Regions from separate parts of the Homo sapiens genome. Here region 1 is linked to region 2. A link is a loop called in an ENCODE intact Hi-C map of the cell type or tissue named here. Cell type or tissue: GM12878. All regions are shown on one strand. Links, peaks and the distances in the headings refer to the core of each region. The heading gives the core; the rest is flanking DNA. Region 1 holds the start of LOC105376140 (a long non-coding RNA gene). Region 2 holds the start of LOC101927823 (a long non-coding RNA gene).

What was found. Peaks named below come from ENCODE experiments on the same cell type or tissue, not always from the same donor. Only the 100,000 strongest peaks of a DNase experiment are listed, where the experiment ranks them.
Region 1: a loop joins it to region 2, with 2.2 times the contacts of the local background. A loop is called at or near these places in 2 of 110 quality-filtered maps.

What each region holds. Positions count from the first base shown.
Region 1 is chr9:89,696,926-89,705,253 of GRCh38, forward strand. LINC03062 (long intergenic non-protein coding RNA 3062) reads left to right here. Exons shown (of 6, transcript NR_024280.1): 4 at 1,108-1,274; 5 at 4,993-5,063. LOC105376140 (a long non-coding RNA gene) reads right to left here and starts at 7,541. Exons shown (of 3, transcript XR_001746827.2): 1 at 5,017-7,541; 2 at 4,392-4,487; 3 at 1-59. RefSeq lists enhancers at 1,421-1,922, 1,923-2,422, 4,398-5,597, 4,414-4,733. In GM12878, for the core only: no CTCF peak of the experiment used is centred there; a DNase peak (open chromatin) is centred at 4,506; H3K4me3 peaks cover 2,223 bases; H3K27ac peaks cover 2,316 bases.
Region 2 is chr9:89,811,082-89,819,409 of GRCh38, forward strand. It overlaps LOC101927823 (a long non-coding RNA gene), which reads left to right and starts at 6,762. Exons shown (of 2, transcript NR_188443.1): 1 at 6,762-6,843. RefSeq lists enhancers at 4,871-4,980, 5,031-5,130. In GM12878, for the core only: no CTCF peak of the experiment used is centred there; a DNase peak (open chromatin) is centred at 4,990; H3K27ac peaks cover 2,084 bases; H3K27me3 peaks cover 152 bases.

The sequences.
Region 1 (8,328 bases), core at 323-8,322, 110 kb before region 2:
CTGTTGGCAAAGCTTGGGCCCTTTCCACTCTGCTGTGCCTTCCTCACCTCCACAGTGACCTGGACATGAAAGGCCCTCTTGGATGAACTGGTAGTGTCACTGGCAGCAGCTGCTAGGCTACCAGGCTGGGCTGGCTTGCCATCCTGGCTTCCCCACTGGCCGGGTATGTGGACCTGTGTGATGGTGGATTGTATGTGCCAACTTGGCTGGGTCATGGGGTGCCAAGATATTTGGTCAAACATTCTCCTGGGTGTTTCTGTGAAGCTAACTTTAAATCAATGAACTGTGAGGAAAGCAGATTGTCCTCCCTAATATGGGTGGGCCTCATCAGTTCATTGAAGACCTGAATAGAGCAAAAGGCTGATCTTGCCTGGGAGGAGAGAGTTGCCTTTGGACTTCTCTGCACCATCAGCAGACAGCCTTCAGATGCCTGCAGTGTCAGCTCTCCTGGGGCTCCAGCCTGTGGCCCACCATCCAGAGTTTGGAACTTGCCAGTCTCTGTATTCATGTGAGCAAAGTCCCCTAGACTTTCTCTCTCTATACACACTTTGCTGGCTATTTTCCTCTGGAGAGCCCTGACTCATACCGTTGCACTGAGCTTTTTGACTTTTCGGATCTCCCGCTTTTCTGTGCTCTGCAATAAATCACCCTTGAATCACAGAAATGGGATGATGAAGGCTGGTGGTCTTTAAACTTTAGCAAGAACCACAACCATTCAGAGGTTTCTTAAAACTCAGATTGCTGGGTCTCAACCCAGGAGATCCTGATTCAGCAGGTCTGGGATGGGGCCTGGAATTTGCATTTTTACATGTTCCTGGGTGGTGCTTTGAAAACGACTTCTGTCAATGACAGTCCGGAACAATGACTGACCTGCTCTAAGCATCTGATAAACAGTGGCTACTGTGCATACTGACCCATATGTTCTGAGAAATGTTTCTGTTGTGGGAGGACTAGCAGTCTTGTTGGGATTATTTGGTGTGGACGCAGCTCCCAGGTATCCCTGAACTCATTTGCAGGAGTGGTGACTTCGGGGAGACTATAAAGGAAGAACTTGGTACCCACAGACCCACCCTAATCAAGCTTGTCATGGTCTCTCCCTGCTTACAGCACAGATCTTCACGGATTGCAGCATTCAGGACCTGAGTCCATGCCCATGCAGAGGCCCATTGCAGTGTTTGCTTAGCATAGCTGCATTTCCAGAATGTAGGCAGGAGAAGCTGTAAAAGATTCTCACCCTGCCATGCACACTGATGGCTCACATTCTAAAGAGTCAGGTGAGTGAAGTTTAACTGGACTTTGAAGACTGAAAAATTTTTATGTTTGGTACTTTTTAGAATAATTGAGTGTATTTTAAAACTCTGATCAAAAATCGTGGCTGGTTTAAGGGGTTATGCCAATCTGGATTCTATTGTTTCAAAAAGGGAAGAAAATCAAAGAGGCTAGTCTGAATCTTCAGACTCTTTGGAGATTGAGAGCCAGGGCCTATGGTCCCAAATTTGGGAGAAAATTCTTTTGAGATGACACATTTTATTTTAAGGTGCCTTTGTCAAATTCCACAGGGCATCAGGAGCAGTGTTCTGCACCCTGAGGGTGGGGCGTTAGCTGTGCCTGCTGCTGTGGGATTCCTATCACAGGGGACTGGGTCACCATGGAATGACTGATGAGCTCCTTCTCTCCTCTGTGTCCGGAACATAGGCAGCAATGGCACTGCATACACAAGGGTAACTCACACAGCTGCCTGCGACCACCTGCCCTTCACAGCCCAGATGAGCCATCATTTTACATTAGTAACTGCTTTACTTCCCCACGCCAAAGGCAGAACTAGAGTGCTGAGCTGCAGCAAGTGACCCCAGTCCCATCCAAGCCCATGGCCGACTCAGACGCGGGTGGGCCTGGGCAGCTGCTGGCCTCCACAGTGAGGAGAGGGACAGTGAGCGGGTATGGGCAGAGAGCCCATGGCAGTCCAAGGACCTCAGCCCAGGGCAGCTCCCTTGACTTCAGGGTTTTTAACTGAGCCCATTGTTGGGAAGAACCCTGGGACAGTTGATGGACACAGCCTTGGTCAGTGGCTGCCCAGCTCAGAGGCTCTGTGGAGGCTCCTGGGGACGGGCAAGGCTGGGCTGCTCGTGCCACGCTATCAGGGACTCAGGAGGGGTATAGACCGGGATTAAAACCCCCTATTTGATTCCTGCTCTCTTCCCAGGCAGGGGGAGCTTGGATATCGCTCAGGGTCGATTATGTTTAGGATTAAATGGGGATGCTATAGTCTTTTGGGGAGCTGGCAAGAATGAGGACTCTGACACAGCAGGTCTGGGGTGGGGTCTGAGGGTTTGGCTTGCTACCCAGCTCCTGGGAGAGGTTGTTGGTTTACAAGCCACACTTTGAATAGCAGGGTTCTAGTCTCCATGGATGCTCCTCTTGATAGAGACAAAAGCCAACTTTGTAATCCTGGATGTAAATTTGAGTAGGGAAAGTCTCTCCTTGTTTTCTAACTTCCGTTGGCACTGATTTTCATCTCTTAATGACAAACTCTGTACTGTTAGGGGCCATATGTATGTGTGGCTTCAGCAGTGCTTGGCAAAAATGTCCCTGTGTACATGAACTCTTGATTGGCTGAATGAAAAAGGTCAGTGATGTCTCCCGCTAAAGCATTTATAGGAGCAAGGCACATTTTCCAGTTTGGTAAAAGAGGAGGTCAACCTTTGCATGTGGGTCTCGTGAGAGATTTCCAATTCGTTCCAGCGACAGGCCCTGGATTCTTAGAACGTCTGCCTGGTGACTTACCAGCTTGAATTTCTCAGGCCTGCCCGCCAGGCTCTCCTAGTCTGACGCAGAACATGTCACCAACTTCGTGGCTACCATCTCCATTAGAGGCATCGATTGCTTCAAATGCTCACTCCTGATGGAAGCCAAGGGTCATAGTCCCAAGTCCACACTTTCTCTCCTCTCTCAGTGACAATCCAGTCCCAGTAGGACGGTGACCCTGGGACTCGAGCTGTGTTCAGAGTCACCTCTTTTCGCTTTGATGTGCTCACTTTGCCTGATTTGAATTCACTCAGTCTTCCTCTTTCTCTGGCACATTCAATGCTTTGGGTTCAGTTCGTCTTGCTACCCAATTCCCTCCAGGGCTGACCATTTCCAAACCTTCAACCCTCACTCCCTTTCTCCCAATCCCACTCCAGCCTCACCTACTCCACAGACCTTTCCAGGGGACGTTCAGCTGCTGCCCTTCTCTGTCCTCCCATGGACATACATTACCTTCTTCAGTTGCAGCTGAGGTGTCTTCACATTGCACTGTTTTCTCTAGTGTGTTTGTTCACGTGTCTTATTTTTGGCTTTCTTTATTAGCTGGAAGGGCCCTGGTGCGCCCACATCCCTCTCCAGAGAGTTCTGTCTGGTGATTTGCACACGTGAGGCCAGGAGAATTGCCATGTAAGGTCTGAGTGTCCACCTCTAGCTCTTTCTTGTCTCTTAAAGAAACAAAATACAGGGGCCGGGCACAATGGCTCATGCCTGTAATCCCAGCACTTTGGGAGGCCGAGGCCGGAGGATAGCTTGAGCTCAGGCATTCGAGACCAGCCTGGGCAACATGGTGAAACCTCATCTCTACTAAAAACACAAAAACTAACCAGGTGTGGTAGCACGTGCCTGTAATCCCAGCTACTTGGGAGGCTGGGACACGAGAATCACTTGCACCTGGGAGGTGGAGGTCGCAGTGAGCCGAAATCATAGCACTGCACTTCAGCCTGGGTGACAGAACAAGACCCTGTCTCAAAAATATAAAATTAAATTTAAAAATAATAAAATAAAATAAAATAAAATAAACAAAATACAGGGATGGGGGTGTGTGTTGATCCATGTGGCACCTCTTAGTGAGACTGCAACAATCCCTTGATCCAGAAATAATCCCTGCTTCTTGCCCCTACATCACAATTTACAATGTGGCACAATTATTCTGTAGCATTTGCATGTTAAATGGGCAAGAAAACTTAAAAAAGAATTCATTGAATGTCTCTGGTTAGAAAACAAAGACTCACCTCCTTTGTCAGAGAAGTGACCTTTAGAAACCAGGCTTGCAGATGATACAAGATAAACTAAGATAAACTTAACACCTGCAGTTTACACTGACATTCACATTTGCTAGCCTTAGGGACTCTCTCCAATGTTGTGAGGCTTTTCACATCACTTGAAAAGGAGCAAGAAAGACCTAGAATTCTTGAGTTTCATTAGGAACCTCCAGGGATGGAGGGGGCTGAGTATTTCTATCAGCCTGGTGGCTTGGAGCCCTGAGCTAGTGGCCCTCAAATATTTTAAGGTCGATTTGTGTCTGTCCTGAACCTCATTCACATGCAAATTCTTTTTAAATAGAAATTTGTAAATGGCGTGCACACCTCTAAGAGCGCTGCAGCTACTTGTCCAGTGTCTTGCCTTCTTTCTGAGTTACTGTTGGAGCCACGGCCAAAATTAGAGAGGCGTTTTCTGTAATGCTGAGAAAAGCAGGAAGCGGTGAGACGCTTGTAGCAGAACACGCAAAACTGTTTGGCGGTGGCCCCCCCTCCACCTCCCACCCACCGCTCTGTAATTTCCCCAGGCAAGGCTGAAGGAGCCTTTCTTGGAAAACCCCTGATAACGTTGCTACACAAAGGTTGGGAGAGTCCCTGACGGCCTGTGAGGGACCATGTGGGGCTGGGGGTGGATAGGGGAGCTTGACTCTGCAGTCCCCAGGGCAGTCTGAGTCCCCAGTGCCTGGCGTGGGTGAGCTCAGGGCTGCTCCGTATGGGGGCATCCAGGCCTGGCTGCTGATGCCCTGTGGCTGAGGACACCTCCATCTGCATGAGCCAGTTTGGAAGTCCAGCTTGCCCCCCAGGCAGTGGAGGCCAGTAAGGGCTTCTCCCCAGATTGACCACTCAGATCAAATTGATCCAGGTGTTGAGACAGAATTGGCCCCATTTTCTGCTAATTTCCATTCTCTGATTGTGCTGCCTGCTACAGGAGTCATTTTGGATTTGGGCTGACCTGGTAGACTTCTGAAAGACAGTGCTCTGGGTTCAAGTTGTCCTCAGGTAAGTTATTACCTAATTGCCTCCAGCACCATCCCGTTCCAAACCCTCACTCCCTCTTCTTCCTTTCCCACTCCAGCCTTATCTTCTCTACGGTCCCTCTGCAGGTTGCGTCCAGCAGCTGGACTCTTCTAAGAGCGTGGTATCAGTGCAAGATGCTATTTGGTGCTTCCTAGGTAGATACTGTAGTAAGTCCAGGTTTTATGGGACTGATGCTGGAGTGCCTGCTATGAGAAAGAACACAGAATTACAACACAATTTACATTCCCCCCCACCCCCACCTCTAGGAGGGGTTAGAATGTGAACTGCTGGCAGACTGAACCCACTGCAGTTCAAATCCCTTACTTTGTCAAATTTAAGAAAAGGTATAATAATGATTATCTGTTGCTAAGGCACCTCTCAATACCATGAGTGGCCTGTGTAGGTGAAGGGTCTTTAGGCCTAGTCATCATCAAGGCATGGAGGGGTCCGTGTCATAGCTAGTAACATGGTTCTAGAACATTTCAGAAGCACCAACACCATGCTTTGGCCATGGCATTTATTTTAAAATAGTATCCCCATATGTGATAGCAATACTAGAGGAAATACGTAACAGAAGGGATCTTCCCACATTCCATCATCCTGGCAAAACAGCTGCTCTCTTCTCAGTACAAATGCATGTTTCTAAACAGTTGTAATGACAACCTTGGAGTGAGGAAGGCCTTTCTAAGAAAGACACAAAAACCTGGAAAAGATTGACACACATAAAAATAAAATAATGTGGGCAACGCATTTCCAAGTCTAAAGACAAATGGAAATGTGGGAAAATATTTACAACTCATATCGTAGACAAGGAGCTAATTTTCCTAATTTATGAAGAACTCCTATAAATCAATAACAAAAAGACCAATAGTTCAAAAGGATTAAAATATATTAATAAAAGTTTTCAGACAAGGGAATACAAACAGTTTTAAGCACATGAAATATGTAAGAGCTATATTGAAATTTTTAAAGAGCAGGGTTTTTTAAAATTTTATTTTTATTTTTTGAGACAGAGTTTCATTCTGTGGCCCAGGCTGGAGTACAGTGTCGCGATCTCTCAGCTCACTGCAACCTCCACCTCCCGGATTCAAGCAATTATCCTGCCTCAGCCTCCTGAGTAGCTGGGATCACAGGCACCTGCCACCACTCCCAGCTAAGAGCAGGGTTTTTTGTTAATGTAGGAAATCCGAAGGCCCAAATTCTTTGTGGAAGAAGAATAAAACTGGACTACTCACTCTGTCCGAAGGAAAGATCTGTTAGAAAGCTAGAGGAATTAAGACGGTGTGATGTTTGCACACGAATGGACAGATCAGTGTAAAAAAAGACATTGCTAACTTAAAAATCACACAATCTATAAGTTTGGAAAAGGAGACTTGATGGTTACAGCCATCAACGTGGCCATCCCTTAGACCAGGAAGCTTGCCTTTGGCCAAAGCCAGAGACAGGCACTCTGAAGGAGAGATTAGGGCAGCAGCTTTGTGCTAAATGGGTTGGATAAACATGCATCTTCAACAGGTTATAGGAGGAGCTAGGAGTATTCATGAGGTGGTCCTGATGCATGTGTGCTGAACCCACATGTATGTAACATACAACTTATGTCTACCTTGGGGTGGAGACTGAACATTTAAATGTATTACAGTCAGGCCCTATACGTCAAGAGGTATTTTCAGGACATGAAGGGATTCAAGTGCACAGCCTCTGTAAACCAGCCAGAGCCAGTGCTGTAGTTGTGGCTGGTGGAACAGGCGTTCAGTTACTCAGCCTCGGTGAGCTGGATGGGTTGTAATTGCTTTAATATTGCTTATCTCAAGGCTGGAGCTTGTTTAGCTGCTAGAGAAAGAGAACCCCAAAAGGAAGAGAGTTTAATGAGACATGTCTGACCACCTGTCCCATCATGGAACTTAGTTTTTAAGGTGTTTCTGGGGTCTCCTTGGCCAAGAGGGGGTTTGTTCAGTCATTAAGGGGTTTAGAATTTTATTTTTAGTTCCCAAATATAGGGTCTAGGAACAGTTATGTATGGTTATTTGTATGGATACTTGATTTATGCAAAAAAGATACTATAGTACAGAGGGAACATTTTCTTCCCTCAATAAATGAGGAATAAATTTTCTATCCATATAGAAAATAGTTCATCTGACTCCCACCTCCTTTCAAACTCAGAATGAATTGCAGTTCTAAATGCAAAAGGCACAAACAACAAGACTTTGAAAAATAGAATATTTTTATGACCTTGGAGCAGGCAAACATTTCTTAATCAGGACACAAAAGGTTCAAAAAGGAGAAATGTTGATAAGTAGGACTCTATTAAGATTAAGCATTTCTGTTCCTCCGAGGATAACATTACAAGATTTAAAAGGTAACCTCAGAATGGAAGGAGATATTTGCAATACATAAATCTGACAAAGAACTCTTAATCAAAATATACAAAGAGCTCTTACAAATCAATAGGACAAGACAAAAAAAAAATCAATGTGAAGCATTGGCACTGCCCAGAAAAGGAAATCCAAATGTCCACGAGCAAAAAGAGGTGTTCAGCTTCATTAGTCACCGGGGAAAACCACAAGGTGATATCCTCATGTACAGCCACAAAATTGGCCAAAGTGAAAAAAATCCCAAAACTTACAAGAGCCAGTGTTGGTGAGGGTGTGGAGCAGCCAACCTCCATCCACTGCTGGTGGAGGGTACGCACTGGTGCAGCCAACCTCGAGGCTGTTTGGCAGTTTCCACTAAAGCTGAGCACACACCTGCCCTGTGACTAGGAGAAACAGTGTCTGGAAGGAATCAAGAATGTTACGTGAATGGGTTCACTTTGTGCATGCCTCAGTATGTAGGATATACTTCAATAAAAAGTTTAAAAAAAAAGAGTAATGAAAAAAATCAAACTTTGCAGAAGTTTCAGAAATGTTTTAAAAATGTGGTAACACTTGTGTAGGGAAATAGGCATTCCCATATATTGCTTAGTATAAATAGTTTAAACAAAAACACTGGTCACTACCCACTAATATTTAAAATGGGAGTTAAAAATGATGCACCAACTGAGAAAGGTCATTTGGCATTCTCCATCAACGTAACAAATGCAGTTCGACCCCTAGTTACCTCTAGAGAGACTTGCGCAAAATGATGTTGAGGAAGAGTCCAACTCTGTAAAATATTTGAAGAGATTTATTCTGAGCCAAATATGAGTGACTGTGGCCTGTGACACGGCCCTCAGGAGATCCTGAGAACTTGTGCCCAAGGTAGTCGGGGC
Region 2 (8,328 bases), core at 179-8,178:
ACTTTTGCTCCCTTCTGGCACTGGGCCTCATCAGAGGGGCTCAGTGAAGTTTGGAGATTGAGTTTGTTTTTCATCTGGATGGACTGCCACCTAAAACATTTCAAAGAGCCCTTGTTTGTCCATCTTCCAGGAAATTTGTCCTGGAGCCTGACCATTCCTTTTTTTGGGGAGGCACCTCTCAGCAGCAAAAGGTGAAGTTAGGGGTGGCAGCACAGGGGTTTGGCCTCAAGAAAGTGGCTGGTGCCCCTGGGATGGTGGCCAGCAGTGAGGAGGAGCTGAGCAGGGGAGGAACTTCAAGGTTGGTTTCAGGTCTGGGGGCTGGAAGTACAGACATGGGGATGGACAGTTCTAGGCTTCGAGGGAGCTGCAGCCCTGGCAGGGGAAGAGGGCTTCATGTGGGAGGGTAGTCAGGGGCCGTCACTGCAGAAGCTGGGTGGCCCTGTCACCAGGGTAATGGACCACAGATAGCAGATATGTCCAGGCAGCTGCAGAGAACATGCTGGATTGCCCCTTTCCAGAGTGCGGGCAAGGCTGGCCTGGCAACAGCCAGGGATCCCCTCCCCAGGTATGAGGTGTGGGCACAGAGCCACCTTCCTCTCCAGGTGCAGGGTGGGATAGGGGAATTGGGGCCAGGGAGGAGGGCTGGGAGCAAAGAGAGGGGGAGGTAGGGGAGGTGAGCTGGGGTGGGGAGGAGGAGGGGATGGGGGTGGAGAAGGTAGAATGAAGAAGAGATGGTGGGGTGGGGAGGAGGGCCGGGGATGGGGAACCTGTGGAGTCCCAGGTGGGGAGCCCTGGGCCAGGCTTGACAATCTCTGTCTCTTTCCAGCCATGAGGTGTGGCTACTTTTGCTTTTTGTCTCTAATGCTGAGAAGAAACACCCACAGAGAAAGTAGACATAAAACCCTTCAGATAACAGGGGGTAGAAATCAAACACACATCCTGTGACTCTGCTGTGCGGGAGGACGGTGCCCCCACCTCCAGGAGCCCAGCTGTAGGGGGGAATGGAGGCTGGGCTCAGCACCGCAGCCCCCATGCCCACCTGCACCCAGGCTCACTATGCAGACTGCTATGTGCGCTGCAGGAGCCAGACGGATGCTTTCTTGCAACAGGCTTGCTGCAGATGGTGTAACCCGTCTGAACGTTCATCTTGGTGGATGAGAGGCTTTCTCTGCACACAAAGCCTGAAAGAAGCCCCTCACTACCTCTCTCAACCATCTCCACTGGAGATGAAGCTTCTCAAGCCCGGGGAAGCCACGGAACCTTCCAGATACGGATGTCCCTTTTGTGGGGTACATTCTGCTCCACAACTGGACAGGAGGTTGAAGCCTCACTTGGCCTGGGGTGCTGACTTCCTCAGGGTCCAGGTGAAATGTAGGGAAGGGCCCTGAAAAGTTAGTGCTGAGAAAGAACTAGGGAGAAAATGTTTTGAACCTCAAGCCTTCCAAATCTTGTAAGAGGCTGGAATACATTTATGCAGAGTCACAGAGAAGTCTCCCAAGCCCAATCCAGGCCATCAGTGTTTTGTGTTCCATTAAGACTGGCACATTTGGAGAAGTGGCTGCTGAGCGTGTGGGTTACGGGGGTACAACTACCCTGGCATGTGGATGGCAGGTGGCCAGGTGGCTGGTGGAGCTGACCTCTGACCTCCAAGGTGTGGCTGAGCCCCACGAGCCAACACTGCCTTGAACCACAGCTACATCAGGTGGAAACACAGCTCAGAGCAGTACCTGGTCACACAAGCTCCAGGGCAGTCTTGAGGGAATGGTCTGGAAAGTTTGAATGCACGTGGCTGTGCCGGGGTAAGGTGACCATGGCGGTATGGCTGCAGCTCCTGGGAACTGCCTGGGGCCAGGAGCTTTGACAGGTGAAGCTGCTCCCTTAGCAGAGTGTATACCACCTGTAGATCCTGCTGCCACTCAGACGCCCAGTGAACCCCCCAGCCCTGCCCAGGGCATTGCATCTGGGGGCATCCCGTGACCTCTCACATACCTTGTATGATGGTTAATTTCGTGTTTCAACTTGGCTGGGCCACAGGGTACCCAGATATTTAGCCAAACATTATTCTGGGCATGTGCGTAGGGTGTTTCTGGATGACACTGGCATTTGAATTGGTGGACTTAGTAAAGCAGGGGGCCTCCCCAAGGACGAGACCTCATCCAGCTCACAGAGATCCTAAAGAGAGCAAAATGGCTGAGTAAGAGGGAATATCCACCTGACTGCATGATCTGAGACGTGGATCTTCCCCTGTCTTCGGACTCAAACTGAACATCAATTTCTTGAGTCTCAAGCTTGCCAGACTTCAGTCTGGAAGTTTGAAGGGATTTCCACCTTGAAAACAGCAGATCTGGGGAAGTGTCAGCCTTCCTACTCATGTGACCCAGCTCTTCTTTCCCTGTGTTTACACACCCACTGGTTCTGTTTCTCTGGTGGACCCTAAAGAATACACTCAGTATTCTCCGCCATTGAGAGGCATGGCCCTCACGCCTCCTTCCTGCTTGGACTTGAGATCAAAAGGCAGAACTACCACCTGCGTTAATGCATCAGGATGTGATGGTGCACAAGGGCTGGTCCTCTCCTTGAACTGCCACAGCACCTGATAGCAGGCACCAGCTTTACAGGGGAGGCTGCCGCAGACTTAGTGAACAGCGTGGTACCATGTGGCAGGAACCACTGTGGGTTTAAGGGCTTGCATACATTTCACATCTCAGCAAAGATGTCCACATTCTCTGATGACACCTAAGATTAGCTTGAAGTTCTTGGAAGAAGCCTCAAATATTATCACCTAATGAAGTTTAGATGTATTTTAGATGGAGAGTTGAGAGTCCTTTTACCCCTTACCTGATTTGAGTCCTGGATGATCTCAGCAACATTGTTTCCTGGGGGCCTGAAAAAAAAAAAGGGAAAGATTGAGGTGGACTAAATTTTTATATTTAAGAGGCGCTCATGCATAGTGTGAGTGTGAAACAAAAAAGCCTGTCTAAATAAGCAAATAAAACAGTGGAAATCCATTTTTTAAACCTGAATGCTGGGGCCTGGGCGTAGTGGACATAGCAGCATTAACATTTGGAAAGAATGCTTGAAAACCCTTTCAAAAGAAGCCACGTAAGAGGTGTGTGCATGCACACACACACAGCCTGTTGATGCAATTTATGTGTCCACATTTAATTTCTAAAAAACCTTCCAAATTTGCAAGCACACAATGCTGTAAGTCCTAGAGCTTCTAGGGAGCTCCCCTTGCAAATCCGATGCTGAGGATCAGGCTTTTTTTTTTTTTTTTTTTTTTTTTTTTTCAGAGTGCTTTTAGAACACCGTGTAGGACAGGATGTAGAAATGGGAAACTCACTGGTGTTCTGGCGATACCACAGCCAGACTAAACTGAGCAGAGAATCACCTGCTTGCAATGTAGAATTTCAGAGGGAAGGCAGAGAACAGGCTGGTCTCAGCCTGATGGGGTGATGGGGAATGGAGTACTGTGCACTCCAGTCCCCGCCTGCAGCCTGGTGCCAGCCAGCTAGGGGCAGAAGACAGCCCTGCACTCAGCTCATCCTCTCTGCTCCCAGCTGGGCTCTTAGTTCACACTGGCTGATCAAGAGCTAATATGTCTCCTTTCCCTGAAATATAATGAGGGAAATGTGACTTTGGCTTTGATTCTTCCCTTCCATCTACTTCCTCTAACCAACAACAAAGCTCCCATTTCACTAATGGTTCCTGATGTGATCCGAGCCCCACTAAATAGTTTATGAGAAATGGCTATTTTTATGTGAGCAGAAAAGAGCAGTTCCTGGAAAGCTGGGGCAGCCCTTCATGTCTGGGCTGATGAGATCATCAGTCTCAGGAAGCCGCTGCTCTGCCGGGGCCATTATTCACTATGAGTGCTCCTGTGTCCACGGAAGCCATCCATCCGGCCACCAGGAGACATGGCCTGGGAGCACTGCGTTGGAGAGAGGCTGACTTACCTAAAGTCCGCTTTCCCTGCTTTCCTTGTTGTGACATTTAAGAACAACGTCCTGAACGTGAGAGAATGGAGAAAGGAGACTTTAATGGGGGGTTACAACTGGTTCTAACTGGGGTCCCTGGATCAGGAATATCAGCATTGTTAGAAATGCACATTCTCAGGCCCCATGGGCAGCACCGTGTGGCTGCTAAGGGCAGGGTCTCTAAGCTGTACTGCCTCTGGGCTTGCAGCCTGGCCCTGTCCCTCATTAGCCAGAGGATCCTACTGTGCCTGTCTCCCTGCTGGCAGAACGGGCATCAAATCTCATCCCTCTGTCCAGTGTTGCTGCAAGGATTACACAGGCATCTATGTAAAGCCACTGCAGCAGGTACTGTGTATTAAGTGCTCAATAAAATGGTCAGCTGTCTTGTGATGTCAGAATGCCAACAGGGTAAGTGGCAGGGCCTGTTTCTTCTCAGGGAGGTCACAGTCTTGGGCACCTTCGTGTCCATGGAGATCCCAGGCCTGTGTGAGCTGCAGGTTCTGCCCTCAGAGAGGTGGCTCTAGAAAACAAGCCAAGCTGAGCTCGTAAATCTCCTCCCTAGAGGGGCACCTGCCACATTAGGAGGCGCTCTATTTATGCGTTCATATGAGAGTGCTAAAAGCTGCTCTCACTCCTCATCCATCCCAGTGGTACAGGCCGAACAGTGCCCTCTCAGAAAGGATCTGCTGAAGTCCTAACCTCCAGCACCTCAGGATGTGACCCTATTTGGACATAGGGTCTTAGCAGAGGTAACTGAGTTAAAACAAGACTGTTAGAGTGGGCTGTAAGCCAATCTGGCTGGACTGCCTGTAAGAAGGGGAGATTTGGTCATAGACAGGTACAGAGGGGCATTGGGAGGAGATGGCCGTCTCCAAGCTAGGAAGCCACTCCCCACCACACACCAGATCTGCTGGTACCCACCCTGGCCCCCCGGCCTCCTGCACTGTGAGAAGTGACTGCCTGCCGTCGAAGCCACCCAGTCCCTGGTGATGAGTCTGGCAGCCGAGCTGAGCGACACAGCTGGAAATTCCCCGGCCTTTCTTTCCTCTCACTTCTCTGTTCTGTTGCCAGTGACATCTGCTCTGATGATCTATGGCCATGTGACAAACCACCCCAAACTTTAGTGGCTTAAAACAATATTAATCAGTTATTTTGCCCAGGAATCTGCAGCTTGGGCAGGACTCAGCCTGAACAGCTCTCCCTGCTAGCCCCTTGCCTGCTGTGTCCACTAGACGGGATGGGCAGATCCACTTCCAGGATGGTGCGAGCAAGCTGCTGCTCTCTGTGGTGGGATTGGTGGGAGCTGTGGCTTCCCCTCAGCATGAAACTGGGCTCCAAGAGCACATCTAGGAGACAGGATGTGGAAGCTGTTCTTTCCTAAAGTCTGGACCTGCTCAGAAATTGGCATGGTGCCCCGCCCTCACCATGTTCTATTTGTAGACAAGTCATGGAGCCCAGATGCAAGGAGCAGCAGGGAGATAGACTGCACCTCTCATGAGTGAGAGCCAGGGAGTTCGGGGCATGTTGAAAACCACTACATATCACTGACGAGGTTTTTAGGTGTGAGTTCCTGAGAATGTCATCCTTTCTCTGCCCAATTTTCAGCTTAAATGACAACCCTATGAGCAGGTACGTGGTACCCACTTTGTGCTCTGGGCAGTGCTTTGCACTTTGAGATTAGGAGAGAGATGTGGTCCCGACCCCCACATCATTCAGTAGCAGGGCCCACAGCCATAGCTTTTAAGCTTGTCTCTGTTCAAACAACATCATGAAAGGCCAACATTAAACAGACAGGCAAGGTTGGGAGCGTGGCGCAAAGGGTGGCCTGCCTCCCTTCCAGCTTCTTTCTTCTACTACGACCCCCAGGGAACTGTAGGCACAAACACTAGGTTGATGAAAAGTTATGAGCATACAAGCTCAGAGATCGGGGTTGGAATACTTAATCCACAGCTTCTGAGGTGCCCCTTGAGCAAGTCACTGAACCACTCTGACCCTCAGTTTCCTCTCCTGTAAAACAGGGTAATAAAAATATCTCCCTTCCTTGTCCATCATGAAATGTAAGCACAACCTTATGTCAAAAGAATGGCATTTAAAGGCCCCTACTACCAAATTCTGAGCTTGGGTGAAACTGTGTTAGGCTTCCAGGAATGGGAAGATGCCTAGGCTGAAATCCAAGCTGGGCCCTGCAGGCTAGGAAGCTTAAATAAGGGGAGCAGGGAGGAGGAAAAACAGAGCAGACAGGAGGATCATCATCAGCAAGCAGTCACGTGGGCCAAAACGTGCTGTGGGCAGAGGTGGCAGCAATCAGGATGCCAGGCTTTCTGGACAGGGTGCCCGGGAGGGGAGTCTGGGGAGACGCCATTCAGAGTGGACACTGGGTTTGTGCGTACGTAATGCTCGACTTGATGGTGGCACACAGCAGAGGTCCCTGAAAGCGACATGGCAGGCACACAGGAGGTGGGGTCTGCCAGGAGCATTGGGGGCTTATCAGAGCAAGGCTTTAAAAGCATGCAGTCTGGCAGGGGTGGCCTTGATGATGCTTGGGAATGCAGAGGGAGGGTGATCTGGGAATACCTTCCAAAGAAATCAAGGCCAGAGCTTAATGTGGAAACAGAAGGAAGGAGGAGGAACTGGCTTTAGAGATAACAGGCTTTTCCTGAGCAAGAACCTAGAGGGATGACACAGGGGAGGGGTGGCTGGCCGGTGGGCCTGGAGCCAACTTTGAGGCCAGGGTGGAACACGTGCCTGAGACGAGGGTGGGCCGTCCCAGTGTCGGCTGCCTGCAGACATCAGAAATGTGGTTTTGAATCACAAGAAGAAATCAAGACTAATAGTGGAAAAGCCTGAAATGTCTTGCATAGAGCTGGTAGTTGAATTTCTAATTTTTTTTCACTATATCTCTAGAACTTAGTTTTTACAATTTCTCCAAAATATAGATTCTCTAGCAACCCTTCAGATGAAGATGGACCTGCAAATCCACAGCCCTTTTCAACCTCCAGGAACACCTGGCCACGCCTCCTAGAAGGCCTTTCCTGGTTTTCATATGTTTAGACTGCCATGGGATTTAGACATAGATGGGACTCTAAGAAGACTGCTGCTCTTCTCTTCTGCTCTTAGATAGGATTGATCAAATTGGGAGACTATGCTTTAGTAAATTTCATAGGTTAACCAACTTCCTCACCCAGAAGATGAAGGTCAACATCAACAGAGATAAGTCATGGCGGACAGTCAACATCAAGAGAGATAAGTCTTCACGTTATGTGATGAGAATCTATTTTTTGTTTGTTTGTTTGTTTTTGAGACGGAGTCTCGCTCTCTTGCCCAGGCTGGAGTGCAGTGGCATGATCTCCCCTCACTGCAACCTCTGCCTCCCAGGTTCAAGCGATTCTCCTGCCTCAGCCTCCCGAGTAGCTGGGACTGTAGGCGCCTGCCACCACGCCCGGCTAATTTTTTAATTTTTTTTATTTTTAGTAGAGATGGGGTTTCACTGAGTTAGCCAGGATGGTCTCAATCTCCTGACCTCATGATCCGCCCTCCTCGGCCTCCCAAAGTGCTTGGATTACAGGCGTGAGCCACTGCACCCGGCCATGAGAATCTTGTAAGCTGCGGTGATGGTGAAAAATATTTTATGTTTCAGCTAACCCCTTCTTGATGTATCTTTCTTTCTTCCTTCCTTCTTTCTTTCTTTCCTTCCTTCCTTCCTTCCTTCCTTCCTTCCTTCCTTCCTTCCTTCCTTCCTTCCTTCCTTCCCTCCCTCTCTCTCTTTCTTTCTTTCTTCTTTCTTTTCTTTCCTGGGTCTCACTTTTGTCACCCAAGCTGGAGTGGAGTGGTGAGATCTCAGCTCACTGCAACCTCTGCCTGCCAGCCTCTCGAGTAGATGAGATTACAGGCACCCACTACCACGCCTGGCTAATTTTTGTACTTTTAGTAGAGACGGAGTTTCACCAGGTTGGCCAAGCTGGTCTTGAACTCCTGACCTCAGGTGATCCACCCACCTCAGCCTCCTAAAGTGCTGGGATTACAGGCATGAGCCACCATGCCCGACCGATGTATTTTTCAAGTATATTTTCTTCTTGTCTTTGGTGGAGTTTTAAAAGACCTACAGCCATCTGTAGGTGTCACTTCCTTCTCCCTCTGAAGCTTCCAGATGCCTGCCCAACTCTGATGGAGGGTTGTATCAAATAGACTAGAGGTTACGGGTTTTGGGGAGGAGACCACAGAGATAAAGTGCCATTCTCATCACATAACATCAAGGTCACATACTATCAACACGACTTATCTCTGCTGATGTTGACCTTCATCTCCTGGTGAGAGAGTGTTTGTCAGCTTATTCCACTGTAAAGCTATTGAA